Linked DNA regions of Homo sapiens: region 2 is linked to region 1. A link is an interaction called in ENCODE POLR2A ChIA-PET data of the cell type or tissue named here. Cell type or tissue: B cell. All regions are shown on one strand. Each heading gives the region's core, and the rest is flanking DNA. Links, peaks and the distances in the headings are about the cores only. Region 1 overlaps AKT2 (AKT serine/threonine kinase 2). Region 2 overlaps SPTBN4 (spectrin beta, non-erythrocytic 4).

Region 1 (6,865 bases), core at 2,257-6,256:
ATCCTGAGCACAGAAACACAGAAACCAGCCCTGCTGTGCTGACACTGGGACCATCAGCATTCGCTAACGAAGGCTCGCGGCACGACAGAATGCAGGCGGGATGCCTTTTCTGAAACGCACACACACACGCCCTGTCACCTCAATTCTACAATATGCGTATTGTTTCACATGCTGATGTCATTGAGATTGGCATGTACCTTGCAATCCATGGACAAAACTCACCTATCGCATTCTTTTCAGAAAAGCAGTTATATGATCAATGATGGACCTTATAGGGCATACTGTCTTAGACTTCAGGGCACGGGGAGGTATGTGTTTAAATGTCACACGCACAGAAAAAAGAAATCCGAAGGAAATACGCCACACTAAGAGGCAGGAGAGTGGGTGCGGGAGGCAAGGCAGCCTCAGGAACCAAATGCCAGCTTTTCAGCCCTGGCTGTGTCACCTGCTGTGAGACCTTGGGCAAGTCACCAAGTCATGTTCCCTTTCTTCACCTCTGTTTCCTCATCTGTATATTAGAGATAATAACTGCATATACCTATCTCTAAGGCTATTGGAGGGTTCAGTGAGTTAATCCACATGAAGTCCTCCCAAAAGAGCCTGTAAGAGCAACTGCTCAACACGTATCAAATATTATCATCACTGGCCAGGCGCGGTGGCTCATGACTGTAATCCCAGCACTTTGGGAGGCCGAGGCGGGCAAATCACAAGGTCAGGAGGTCGAGACCAGCCTGGCCAATATGGTGAAACTCTGTCTCTACTAAAAATTCAAAAATTAGCCGGGCTGGTGGCAGGCACCTGTAATTCCAGCTACTCAGGAGGCTGAGGCAGGAGAATTGCTTGGACCCGGGAGGCAGAGGTTGGAGTAAGCAGAGATTGCACCACTGCACTCCAGCCTGAGGGACAGAGCAAGACTCCATCTCAAAAAAAAAAAAAAAATTATTATTTCCTCTGATGGGTGGAGACATGGGAAACTTCACTTTCTATACTGTATGTTTCTGAACAGGTGAATTTTTACCTATTCTACCTCCTTGGTGAGAAGGTGGCACTGAAGAAACTTTTTTTTTTTTTTCCTGAAAAGGTCTGGGTACTTCAAAAAAAAAAAAGAGAGAGACTTTTTGTTTCTTTTTTCTTTTAAACACACTCCCTACACTCGCCCCATCTGTCTGCTTGGAGCAGGTGGGGCTGGAGGCAGGTTGAAGCCGTGGGCAGGCTGCAAAAGAAACGGGGACAAGAATAAGCACAGAGCAGATTCCTTCTCCTCCCTGCCACCCCACACACACACCTTCCCCCTCACGCCACCCAGGGCCTTACAGCACCCACAGAAATCATGTCAAATATTCTAGTCTGCTTGGCCACGGGCTCCATACACTCTGAGGGCTCCATGCTGCAACCAGCGGGATCCTCCACGCAGTTCTGACCCTGTCCCTCCCCTGCTCAGGACCTCTCCCTAGTGCCCATGGATCACGTCCAAGGCCCCTATGGAGGCTGCCAGGGGCCATCTGCCTTGGCCCCGCCTGCTCTCCAGCCTCACTGGTCTGCTCGCTCCAACACACAATCTCCCCTTCTCCTGGCCCCATGAAGACTCCCTGCTCTCACACCCCAAGACCTTTGCACATGCTGTACCCCTTGCCTGGCACTCTGTTCACCCATCTTCTTCACGGAGGCCTTCCCTGACCACCCCTCTCCCACGAGCAGCGGACTCTCAGAGCTCAGCCTTCCCTTCCCCTCACAGCACTTGCCTCTGTCACCTGCATGACTATGTGGGTAATGTCGCCTCTCCCACTGGACTGTGGGTTCCACAAGGCAGGGATACAGTCTGTCCTAGCCCCCACTGTGTCCCCAGCTCCACTCAGCACAGGGATGGGCCCATAACTTTCATTACTTCAGGGGGGAGTGGTGAACAGAACCACAGCATTTGTGCCAAGTGAAGGTAAAACAAAAAATCCTGCATTCATTCATTCCACAAATATCACAACAACTCTGCATCATCACTGCTCGGGTCACCAGGGATTCAGCAGTGACCAAAACAGAACTCCCTGCCATTGGGGAGTTGGGGGAATGAGGGAACAGGCAGCAAAATAAAAAATAAATACATACGCAAATTAGACAGGATAGCCAAAGCTAACAAATGCCATGGAGAAAAGGAGCACACGGAAGATTCAGTGCAGGGAAAGGGAGCAGGGGTTTCCGACTATACACAGGATGGTGACAGAAGGGCGCACTGAGGCAGCGCAGTCTGAGCAAAACCGGAAGCAGGTGAGAGAGCCGGGGGAGACCTGGGGAGGAACGCTGCAGGCAGGGGAGGAGCAGGGCTGAGGCGCGTTCGAGGCGCCTACAGGAGTGGGTGAAGGGGAGGGCCGGGAGATGTAGCTAGAGGAAGCTGGGGACCGCTGGGCAGGGCCTTGGGGGCCACTGTCAGCATTGTGGCTCTTATTTGGAGTGAGAGGGGAACTATCCGCCTGAGGCGAGCTGGGGAGTGGGGGAGGGGCAGCAGGTGGAACCCCTTGCACCCAGGGCAGGGCAGGAGTCCTTAGGGAGGCAGCCCTTCCTCTCCAGGAGCTGTCCCCAGAATAAGCCCTGGGCACTGGCCTGATGGGCTCACCACCTGCCTCACTTGAGAACCATGAGGACCTGCATGCAGCAGATGTGAAAACCGAGGATGGGAGAGATTCGGTGAATACCCACAGCGAGAGACAGCAGGGACACAGCCAAGGAGCCCGGACCCCTCTCCTCCGAGCCCTGAGCTGCCTCCACCTCCTTCTGCCTTTGCTCCCAAGAGACAGGGCCACCTCCCATCTTGTGTCGCCTCCTCCCACACCCCGGCCAGCCCTTCCTTACCGCCCCTGATGTGCACGCATGCACGGGAGCCCTCCAGTTGGACTGCATGGGGAATCCCTGACCCACGTCGCTCTGCATCGCCACCACCTCCCTGGGAGCTCCAGGGCAGGGCCCAGTGGCAAAAGGAGAAACCAGTGGGTCTGCATCAAGGCTAATACTCAGTGAGCACTCACAAAGCACCAGGCATGGATTAATGTTCATCTTCACAGCCAGCCTGTGTTACTATCCCCGTTCCTCACATGGGAAAACTGAGGCCCAGGGAGAGAGCCACATGCACACAGTCACAGCGAGTAGGTGCAGGAGAGGGACCGCAACCAGAGCAGAACTAGCCCACAGACCTTTCCATAACGACAGAAATGTGGTTACTAAATGTTTGAATGATGGCTAGTGCAACTAAAGAACTGACTTTTTACTTTTCTTTAATTGTAATTAATTAAAACTTAAAAAGCCATATGTGAGTCCGGGCACGATGACTCACGCCTGTAATCCCAGCACTTTGGGAGGCTGGGGGGGGGGGGGGTGGGCGGGGGGCGATCACAAGGTCAGGAGTTCAAGACCAGCCTGGCCAAGATGGTGAAACCCTGTCTCTACTAAAAATACAAAAATTAGCCAGGCGTGGTGGTAGGCGCCTGTAATCCCAGCTACTCGGGAGGCTGAGGCAGAGAATCGCTTGAACCCGGGAGGCGGCGGTTGTAGTGAGACAAGATCACACCACTGCACTCCAGCCTGGGTGACAGAGCAAGACTCCGTCTCAAAAAAAAAAAAAAAAGTCCATACATGGCTAGTAGCTACCATTCTGGAGTGCAATTCTATAGAATTCCTGCTAATTAAGCACCGGGAGCTTAAAGGCAGGAGGCAGGGATGTGACTCTCACAGGCCCAAGAGGAGCCAGATCATCCCAGTGCGGCTGGAAGCTCCCATGCTATACCCCATCTCTCCCGCACCCCAACGCAGCTTACCTGGGGAATTGGAGCAGGACTCAGGCCCAAACTCACACCTCTAGTCAACTCAAATCCTGACTCTACCACTTCCAGGCTACACAGGTCACTTCTCTGAACCTCAGCTTCCGCATCTGTAAAATGGAATCTTTTTTTTTTTTTTTTTTTTTTTTTTTTTTTTTTTTTTTGAGACAGAGTCTCACTCTGTCGCCAGGCTGGAGTGCAGTAGTGCGATCTTGGCTCACTGCAACCTCTGCTTCCCAGGTTCAAGCAATTCTCCTGTCTCAACCTCCCGAATAGCTAGGATTATAGGCACCCACCACCACACCTGGCTAATTTTTGTATTTTTAGTACAGACAGGGTTTCACCATCTTGGCCAGGCTGGTACTGAACTCCTGACCTCGTGATCCACCCTCCTCGGCCTCCCAAAGTGCTGGGATTACAGGTGTGAACCACCGTGCCCAGCCTGTAGAATGGAATCTTAACACCAATCTGCCCAAGCACATGTTTATGTTATCTCAAAAGATAATTTTTGCAGGCCAGGTGCAGTGATTCACGCCTGTAATCCCAGCACTTTGGGAGGCTGAGGGATGTGGATCACTGGAGCCCAAAAGTTCAAGATCAGCCTGAGCAAAATAGGGAGACTCCCATCTCTACTGAAAATTGTTTTAAAAAAATTAGCCAGGTATGATGGTGCATGCCTGTAGTCCCAGCTACTCAGAAGGCTGAGGTGGGAGGACCACTTGAGCCAGTGAGGTCAAGGCTGCAATCAGCCATGATGGTGCCACTGCATTCCAGCCTGGGTGACAGAGCCAGACCCTGTCTCAAAAAAATAATGAAAAATTTAAAAAGATGATTTTTCTGATAACCATGGGTTGTCCTGGGGACCCAATGAGATGGCTTCACACACAGCTGGGGACAGGGCCAGTGCTTGAAAAATAGGTGGCAATTACATAAAGGACTCTGACATCAGGGGCCGTCCTGAGCCTGTCAGAGCCATGCAGTGGCAGCTAATGTTACTGCTGTCACTACTTGGTTCTAAAGGAATCATCCCAATAATTTCCAACATGCCCCTACTAACTTTTTGAAAATATCATCTAAATGAAAACACACAGCTAAAAAGAGTCAATGCCCTGCAGACACCTCCTCCCACCCGCCAAGGCCTTCGGACACCAGTTTGAGAAGCTGGGCTCTAGGGCGCCCTGTCTCCAAAGCAGAATATGGTCTGCTTTCTCCATCCCTGGCTGCCACCTGAATCCAGCCAGCTCTCTCCCACACAGGTCCCTCCCCACCCACCTGTGTCCCTTCTCTTTGGGGATAAAGCCCTGGATCCCCATCATAGCCCAGGCCCTGAGCCCTGCCACCCTGCTCTCTCCCCCTCACCCACTCCCCCGGCTCCAGCTACATGGGCCTGCTGTTCCACCAGCACATCCAGATATCGCCTTCCTTGCGGCCTTTACCTGGCTGCACCCCGTCCAGCCCACTTCCTCGGGCTCTCACATCACAGGGGCTCCTCAGCAGCCTTCCCAAGCCCCTCTCCCACCCAGTCCAGCTAGATCTCTGTTCCCTCCTTCAGCCACACCAAGCACTCACAGGCCAATGCAACCTCTCTGCCACCTCCGATCGCATCCAGAACTACACGTGGCACATAGAAGTGATTCAATCAATATTTGGAGACAGATGGAACACACAAATGACCAAGAACAGCCAAAGGCTGGCTCCTGAGGCTGTTCAGCAATCAGGCCCCTAGGGCAGTGGGGAGGGGGTGCCTCCCATCCTCATCTCTTCCCCCTGGGCCCCCCTTGGGAGGGGCCAAGGTCATGGTATTGGGGGTGGAGAGAAGCAGCCACACCCCACATCCCAAGCAGGCATGGAATGGAGTCATTTCTGGATTACTGAGGCCTACTTTGTGCCAGCTCTGTCTAGGAGAAGAGAAAGCAGAAAAGAAATCATGATGACAACAGTGACAACTCCAGTCATAGCAGGCAGGGCAAGAAGATGAGGCTGTCTTCAAAAGGCAGCTTCGCCGACAGAGCAGGGTTCAACCATCATGCCTATTACTGACTTCCAGCAAATCCAATAACCTCTCTATGCCCGTTTCCTCCCCTGTACAACGGGGACGATCGGGACAGCGAGCTGCCAGGCTGTGGTGAGGATGAGTGAGAGCAGACACCTTAAGCTCTGCAGCAGTGCCCAGCACTGAGAGGCGAACTACTCACGAGAATGACCCCAATATTCTATGTGGCTTCCTGGGCCTCAGTTTCCTATCTACGAGATGGGAGTGCTAACACTGCCCACCTCCCAGGCTGCTGTGCAGGTTTGTAGAGCTAATATGCAGCGTCTGGTTGGGCAGGAGTACAGTGGTGGGAGTGATTCACATTCCTGTCTGGAGCCCTCCCATCAGCTAACAGGCCCTACCACTCTCTCCCAAGGACCAACAACGAGCCTGTGCCCACTGCCCTGCAGAGCCCCTTCTGTGCTCTCAGGTGCCCTCAGTCCTGTCTGGCAATCACCAGGAGTAGCATCAGCCCAAATTCATCCCGCCGCCTCCTCAGGAGGCCTGTGCTTTCCAACGCAGCAGCTCCGTGCATCCTCCCCACCGCCCCACTCAGCAGGAAGGTTCCCGTTTACAGCTGAGCAAAATGCACCTTAGGGAGAAGAAATAAGGCCCCAGAGCTCCACAGCCACCGAGAGGGGTGCCAAGAGCAGGGTTCTCACCCACGTCAGCTACCCCCGGGACCAGGTCACTCAGCAGCCCCAGCTGGGTAAGTGTACACCAAAAACCCACCAGACCATGAAGAACTTGAAGCCAGGCTGGAGAAGAGAACCGGGGAGCGGCAACTGCCCCAGCCCATTCGGAAAGGGCCCACAAAGTGGCAAACCGAGGAAGACTTGGGTTTCTGGCCTCACCCTTAGAAACAACATCTGCGAACGAGCTTCTCCAGCAGGACGGCTGGGCTGAAGAAACTCCTGCTGGGACCTCTGACATGCAGTCTCCTCTTGGCCGACCCGGCTTGCTGTCCCTCGCTCGGCACAGTCAGAGCACCTGGGCCCTGCTGTGGGTGCCGAGTTGGCAGTGGGTCCTG
Region 2 (6,865 bases), core at 2,828-6,827, 240 kb after region 1:
CCTAGGAGAGCTTGCATTGGCTCACAGTGGGTTCCATCATTGCTCAGCCAATCATTGTGGCCCCAGGGCATGCAGTGATCTAATCGGCCACATGCATGTGACCTGCCTACCCCAGGGCCAGGAGTGGGGTCAGCCCATTACAAAGGCTTAGACTGAAAAAGAGGAGAGAGGGACGGCCTTACCAGATATGGATGGGACATGGATGCTGATAGGCAAAACCAAGACTGGCTCTAATAAGGTTCCTGTCTTACTTATGTCAATGCCCTCCAGCCAGAGACCACCAGGAGTCCCTCTGTGGTCAAACGAAGTTGGGTTTGGTGGCTCTTTACACCCACCATGGGGAGCTGTGGGGCTTCTCAGCAAGAAAGTATGATGGGGGGCTAGGCGCGGTGGCTCACGCCTGTAATCCCAGCACTTTGAGAGGCCAAGGTAGGTGGATCACATGAGGTCAGGAGTTCGAGACCAGCCTGGCCAACATGGTGAAACCCCATCCCTACTAAAAATACAAAAAATTAATTTGGTGTGGTGGCATGAGCCTGTAATCCCAGCAACCCAGAAGGCTGAGGCAGGAGAATCGCTTGAATCTGGGAGGCGGAGGTTGCAGTGAGCCTAGATCGTGCCACTGCACACCAGCCTGGGCAACAGAGCGAGACCTCATCTCAAAGAAATATATATATATATATGACTGGTGGCTTATTGTAGGATTTGGGCTTGTGTTAGGTGATTTGGAAGATGATTCAGTGTAGTGAGTTTTGCTGTGGATTGGATGCTGTCAGAATATGGGGGTGACTAGGTGATTGGGGGTCTTAATCATTTTGATCTAGGTGGTGGGAGGAAGAGAAGGAGGCTGTTGCATTCATTGGCAGCTGTCATTCATCTGAGCCGGCGAGGGGATGCGTGGTCATTTTTGTGGTTTGCACAGTGACCTTGATTTTGTCTGTGCTCAGGCAAGATTATGGAGCGAGCTTGGTTTTGTCCTACTCCATCGTGGTCAGAGTGGCCCCATCTGATATGAGCGTTCTGTGAGTTTTTTTTATTATTATTGTTGTTGTTTATTGCTTTTTTTTTTTTTTTTTTTAGACACTTGATCTCTCTATGTTACCCAGGCTGGTCTTGAACTCCTGGGCTCAAGCAATCCTCCCGCTTCCACCTCCCAGAGTGTTGGGATTACAGACGTGAGCCATTGTCCCTGGCCATTTCTGTGAGATTATTATTTTTACTTATTTATTTATTTTTGAGATGGAGTTTTGCTCTTGTTGTCCAGGCCAGATTGCAATGGCGCGATCTCGGCTCACTGCAACCTCTGCCTCCTGGGTTCAAGCGATTCTTCTGCCTCAGCCTCCCGAGTAGCTGGGATTATAGGCATGCGCCACCATGTCCGGCTAATTTTGTATTTTTAGTAGAGACTGGGTTTCTCCATGTTGGTCAGGCTGGTCTCAAACTCTTGACCTCAGGTGATCTGCCCGCTTTGTCTTCCCAAAGTGCTGGGATTACAGGTGTGAGGCACTGCGCTTGGCCTGTGAGATTATTTATACTCCTCAGAACACGATGGCTAGCCCTGAGTGCTGACGGCAGTTGGGGCTGCTTTATTTCTTTCTCACTGATGAGGAAACTGAGGCCCAGGCCATGGAGCTGATAAGAGGGTCTTGAGGCTGGTCCGTATCTCTCCATTAAGATGTTCTCCTCCTTTATCTGGAGCCCACAGCCCTTTGGAATCTTGGAGCATTATTCGAAAAGGAAGAACCTGTCTGGCTTGCAGGTTGATGGGGAAGTTTCTCACCCTAGCCGACCTGGGTCACATCCTAAATGCAAATGCTGAAGTTTCCCTCCACGCCCTGGTGTGGACATCCTGACCCTGGCTCAGCTCCCTCCCATCCCCATCTCACCTCCAGGGGAGGTTGTTGGGACCCTCTCCTTCACCTTAGCTAGGTTTGTCTCAGGAAGCTCCCTTTGCCCTCGCCTTGTGAATTCTCGGCTCCTGTGACAATCAGCAGCTCCGAGAATACAGCAGAGGGGCCAGTGTGGGGAGTGCGAGTGTGGGGAGTGCGTTGTCATGGGGATGGGAGGCAGCGCTTCCTGATGGGTGGTCCAGAGTGTGAGCTCCTGATGGGCCACTTCTTAGCTGATCCTAGGGCAATCCTTCCCCTCTCTGAGGCTCAGTCTCTTAATCTGGAAAATGGGGCTGATAAGGACACTGGCCTCATAGGATGGTTGTGAGAATCAAATGACATTGTGTCAGAGTAAGGGCTGGGTACATGGAAGCTGTTTTTTTTTTGTTGTTGTTGTTTTGTTTTCTAAGACAGAGTCTCACTCTGTTGCCCAGGCTGGAGTACGGTGGCACTATCTCGGCTCACTGCAGCATCAACATCCCTGGCTCAAGTGATCTTCCCACTTCAGCCTCCCGAGTAGCTGAGACTACAGGTGCACGCCACCATGCCCAGCTAATTTTTGTATTTTTGGTAGAGATGGGGTTTTGCCGTGTTACCCAGGCTGGTCTCAAACTGCTGACCTCAAGTGATCTGCCTGCTTCGGCCTCCCAAAGTTAGGATTACAGGTGTAAGCCACTGCGCCTAGCAAGAAGCTGTTGTTATTGTAACTATTATTCAGTTGGATACCTTGTGGTTTGAGTCAACATCAGCGAATGTCCAGAATTACAGAAATCCCGCATTCCACATAGGGCAGTGTCTCACTTTTATGATCCAGTAAGAAATACACAGCCAGGCAGTGGCTCACGCCTGTAATCCCAGTACTTTGGGAGGCCAAGGTGGGTGAATTTCTTCAGCCCAGATATTGGAGACCAGCCAGCGAGACTCTATTTCTACAAGAAACTTAGAAAAAAAATTAGCCAGGCATGGTGTTGTGGGCCCATAGTCCCAGCTACTCAGGAAGCTGAGGCGGGAGGATTACTTGAGCCCAGGAGTTGGAGGCTGCAGTGAGCCATGATCATGCCACTGCACTCCAGCCTGGGTGATAGAGTGATACCCTATCTCTAAAATAAATAAATAAATAAATAAACACACTTACCTCATGACTCACAGTTCACATGCATACATGGGCACACAGGCTAACACAGAGGTTTTATAAAACAATACTTCCAGGCTGGGCGCGGTGGCTCAGGCCTGTAATCCCAGCATTTTAGGAGGCTGAGGGGGGCGGATCATGAGGTCAGGAGTTCGAGACCAGTCTGGCCAACATAGCGAAACCCCATCTCTACTAAAAATACAAAAAAAAATTAGCTGGACATGGTGGCACGCGCCTGTAATCCCAACTACTCTGGAGGCTGAGGCAGGAGAATCACATCAACCTGGGAGGTGGAGGCTGCAGTGAGCTGAGATCAAGCCATTGCACTCCAGCCCAGGCGACAGTGAGAGACTCTGTCTCAATCAAACAAACAAACAATACCAAACAACAACAGCAACAACAACAAAAATACTCCCCCGACCTTGTTTTGCATTGTGATATTTTCCGTTCCTTCTATTCTATTCCACCAAACAAATGCTGGCTGTGACCCATTAAATTAACTTCACTGTTTTCTAGTCGCCAACTAGCCATCCAGGAGGAAGGTGAACTATTTAAGGAAAAAGAGGGAGTTCGGGGTTAAGCACAGTGGCTCATGCCTATAATCCCAACACTTCGGGAGGCCAAGTGGAAGGATTGCTTGAGGCCAGCCGTTCAAGACCAGCCTGGCCAACATAGTGAGATCCTGTCTCTATTTTAAAAAGAAAAAGGAGTGCAGATAACCACTGGGATTGATAGATAATGCAACAGAGGATGACAGAGGGAACCTAGAAACATGGTTTAAGAAAAGAGAAGTTGGCCGGTGGCAGTGGCTCATGCCTGTAATCCCAGCAGTTTAGGAGGCCAAGGCGGGTGGATCACTGGAGGTCAGGAGTTTGAGACCAGCCTGGCCAGCATGGTGAAACCCCGTCTCTACTAAAAATACAAAAATGAGCCAGGCGTGGTGGCGGGCGCCTGTAATCCTAGCTACTGGGGAGGCTGAGGCAGGAGAATCGCTTAAACCTGGAGGTGGAGGTTGCAGTGAACCGAGATCGCGCTACTGCACTCCAGCCTGGGCAACAGAGTAAGAATCTGTCTCAAACACACAAACAAACAAAAAACAAAGAAGTTTCATTTGACTCAGTTCTGACATAAGCACAATTTTCACTCAAATATACAGAATCTGAGATGCTCTGAATCCATCCATCATTCAGTCAACAAATCACTACATTCACTAGGCTACAGCTCTGGGCTCCACCCTTTGCTGGGCAGTGTTTGGGATAGGGTGTGACAGACCCAGGTCCTGCCCTTAAGGAGCTCTCAGTCCAGTGGGGGAGACAGGACAAGGCAATGACAACACAGAGTAGTCAGGGCTAGGATGGGGAAGCAGAGAAGCCTGAGAGGGTCGAGGAGGAGCCTGCTCCAGCCTTGGGGTGTCAGGGAAGGCTGCCTGGAGGAGGAGCCACGTGACCCGGCATCTGATGAAGTCACACCAAGGACAGGGTAGGTAGCCCGCACCATCCTCTCTTGGGCGCCCCTTGGCTTGTGACCAATCCTGGATGCTCCCCTTCTCCTGGCTCAGGCTACCAGCCCTGCGACCCGCAGGTCATCTGCAACCGCGTGAACCACGTGCACGGCTGCCTGGCGGAGCTGCAGGAGCAGGCAGCGCGGCGACGCGCGGAGCTGGAGGCTTCGCGGAGCCTGTGGGCGCTGCTGCAGGAGCTGGAGGAGGCCGAGAGCTGGGCGCGCGACAAGGAGCGTCTCCTGGAGGCTGCGGGCGGCGGCGGTGCGGCGGGCGCAGCGGGCGCAGCGGGAACAGCGGGCGGCGCGCATGACCTGTCCAGCACAGCGCGCCTCCTGGCCCAGCACAAGATCCTGCAGGGCGAGCTGGGCGGGCGGCGAGCGTTGCTGCAGCAGGCCCTGCGGTGTGGCGAGGAGCTGGTTGCGGCCGGCGGTGCCGTCGGCCCGGGAGCAGACACCGTGCACCTGGTAGGCCTGGCGGAGCGCGCGGCGAGCGCCCGGCGCCGCTGGCAGAGGCTGGAAGAGGCGGCGGCGCGGCGAGAGCGGCGGCTGCAGGAGGCGCGGGCGCTGCACCAGTTCGGCGCTGACCTCGACGGGCTGCTGGACTGGCTTCGCGACGCTTACCGCCTGGCAGCCGCCGGTGACTTCGGCCACGACGAAGCTTCCAGCCGCCGCCTGGCGCGCCAGCACCGCGCGCTCACCGGGGAGGTGGAGGCACATCGCGGGCCCGTGAGCGGCCTGCGGCGCCAGCTGGCGACACTCGGGGGTGCCAGTGGCGCAGGGCCACTGGTGGTGGCGCTGCAGGTGCGCGTGGTGGAAGCAGAGCAGTTGTTCGCTGAGGTGACCGAAGTGGCGGCGCTGAGGCGCCAGTGGCTGCGGGACGCGCTCGCTGTCTACCGCATGTTTGGCGAGGTGCACGCGTGTGAGCTGTGGATCGGCGAGAAGGAGCAATGGCTGCTCTCCATGCGTGTGCCGGATTCACTCGACGACGTCGAGGTGGTGCAGCACCGGTGAGCGCGCACATGTGGGACTCCGGGGTCCCCTTCCTCATGCACCCAGTCTCACCTTCATTGGCTCAACAGTTCCCATGTTTGCTCAGCTGGAACTAGGAGTTCCAATCCCTGCTTCACCCATAGCCAGCTTTGTGACAGTTCTGCAACCTGCCTAATCTTCCTGAACCTCAGCTTGCCCACCTGTATAATGGGGGTGATATTAGTCCCTACCCAGGCTTGTGATGAACGGTAAATGAGTTCATACATGCAGAATACGAAGCAAATGCCTGGGGGTAGAGGAAGCATTCCCCCAGCATTTGCTCTTGTTACCCAGGCTTACATTCGCCAAGCATGAAATCAACGACCTATGCTTCTACAGGGACACCTCAGCCTGGCCCCTCTGCTGGGAGGCCTCCCATTGCTTCTGCATAAATGTCACCTCCCTAGCTACTAAAATAGCTCTGACTCTTGTGATTTTCCATTGTTTCATCCTGTTTTACATTTCTTTGTAGCACTTACCATCCCATGACATATTGTATACTGACTTGTCTGTTGGCTGACTTAGCAATGAGTTGTTCAATTAGTGGGTGAACAATGCCTATTCCCCCTCTGCACCACTCTGTCTGAGCATCTTATTCATCCATACATTCATTCAGCAGGTGTTTACTGAGTGCCTATGCCTTTCTAGGTCTTGTGCTGGGCACTGCTGGAAACACAGGGCTGCTCCTTGCCCCTACTGTGCCTGCAGTTGCCCAGTTCTTTGAAACATTGATTTAAAGATGGGAGGACCATGTCTAGCTTAAAGTAGACCTCAGTGGCTGCCATGTGGAGGGCAGGTTGGAGCGGGTAAGAGTTGTGGCTGGGAACCCAGAGAGGCAACTGGGCTGGGGACCCAGATGGAGCGGAACAAGATTAGACCAGGGCGGGAGGTAAGTAAACAGGCCATGGAGACTGATGGGCTGGAGCGATTTTCCAAAACAAAGCCCAGGGCTCTGGCCTGGCAGATGACAGTGCTGTCCCCAACATGGGGGCCCAGAGGAAGAACAAATTTGAGTCAGGTGGGTGTGAATAGCCCCAAGAAGGTATACAGTAGGCTTTGAGGTCGAAGACAGGTTCAAAAGGTAAGAGGTTGAGGCTGGAGACTGAGGTGTGACTGTCATGAGTTCAGGGGCAAAGACCAAGGCTGTGGGGCTGGGTGGAATCATTGAAGAAGGGTGTGAAGGAAAACCCAGAGGGCTCAGGGTGGAGTTGCTGCTGAGGAATCTCACATTTAAACATCAGGTAGAGGCTGGGCGTGGTGGCTCACGCCTGTAATCCCAGTACTTTGGGAGGCCAAGGCAGGTGGATCATATAAG

The links. Peaks named below come from ENCODE experiments on the same cell type or tissue, not always from the same donor. Only the 100,000 strongest peaks of a DNase experiment are listed, where the experiment ranks them.
Region 2: POLR2A ChIA-PET joins it to region 1 with 10 read pairs; 2 of 35 experiments call an interaction of 5 or more read pairs at or near these places.

Annotation. Positions count from the first base shown.
Region 1 is chr19:40,272,418-40,279,282 of GRCh38, forward strand. The region is part of intron 1 of AKT2 (AKT serine/threonine kinase 2); the gene reads right to left. Among named protein-coding and RNA genes, the nearest start is that of MIR641, 6.8 kb to the right of the region's middle. RefSeq lists enhancers at 2,152-2,231, 2,742-2,811, 2,832-2,891. In B cell, for the core only: no CTCF peak of the experiment used is centred there; a DNase peak (open chromatin) is centred at 2,354; H3K4me3 peaks cover 422 bases; H3K27ac peaks cover 1,349 bases.
Region 2 is chr19:40,508,027-40,514,891 of GRCh38, forward strand. It overlaps SPTBN4 (spectrin beta, non-erythrocytic 4), which reads left to right. Exons shown (of 36, transcript NM_020971.3): 14 at 4,580-5,528. Among named protein-coding and RNA genes, the nearest start is that of SPTBN4, 44 kb to the left of the region's middle. In B cell, for the core only: no CTCF peak of the experiment used is centred there; no DNase peak of the experiment used is centred there; H3K27me3 peaks cover 2,385 bases.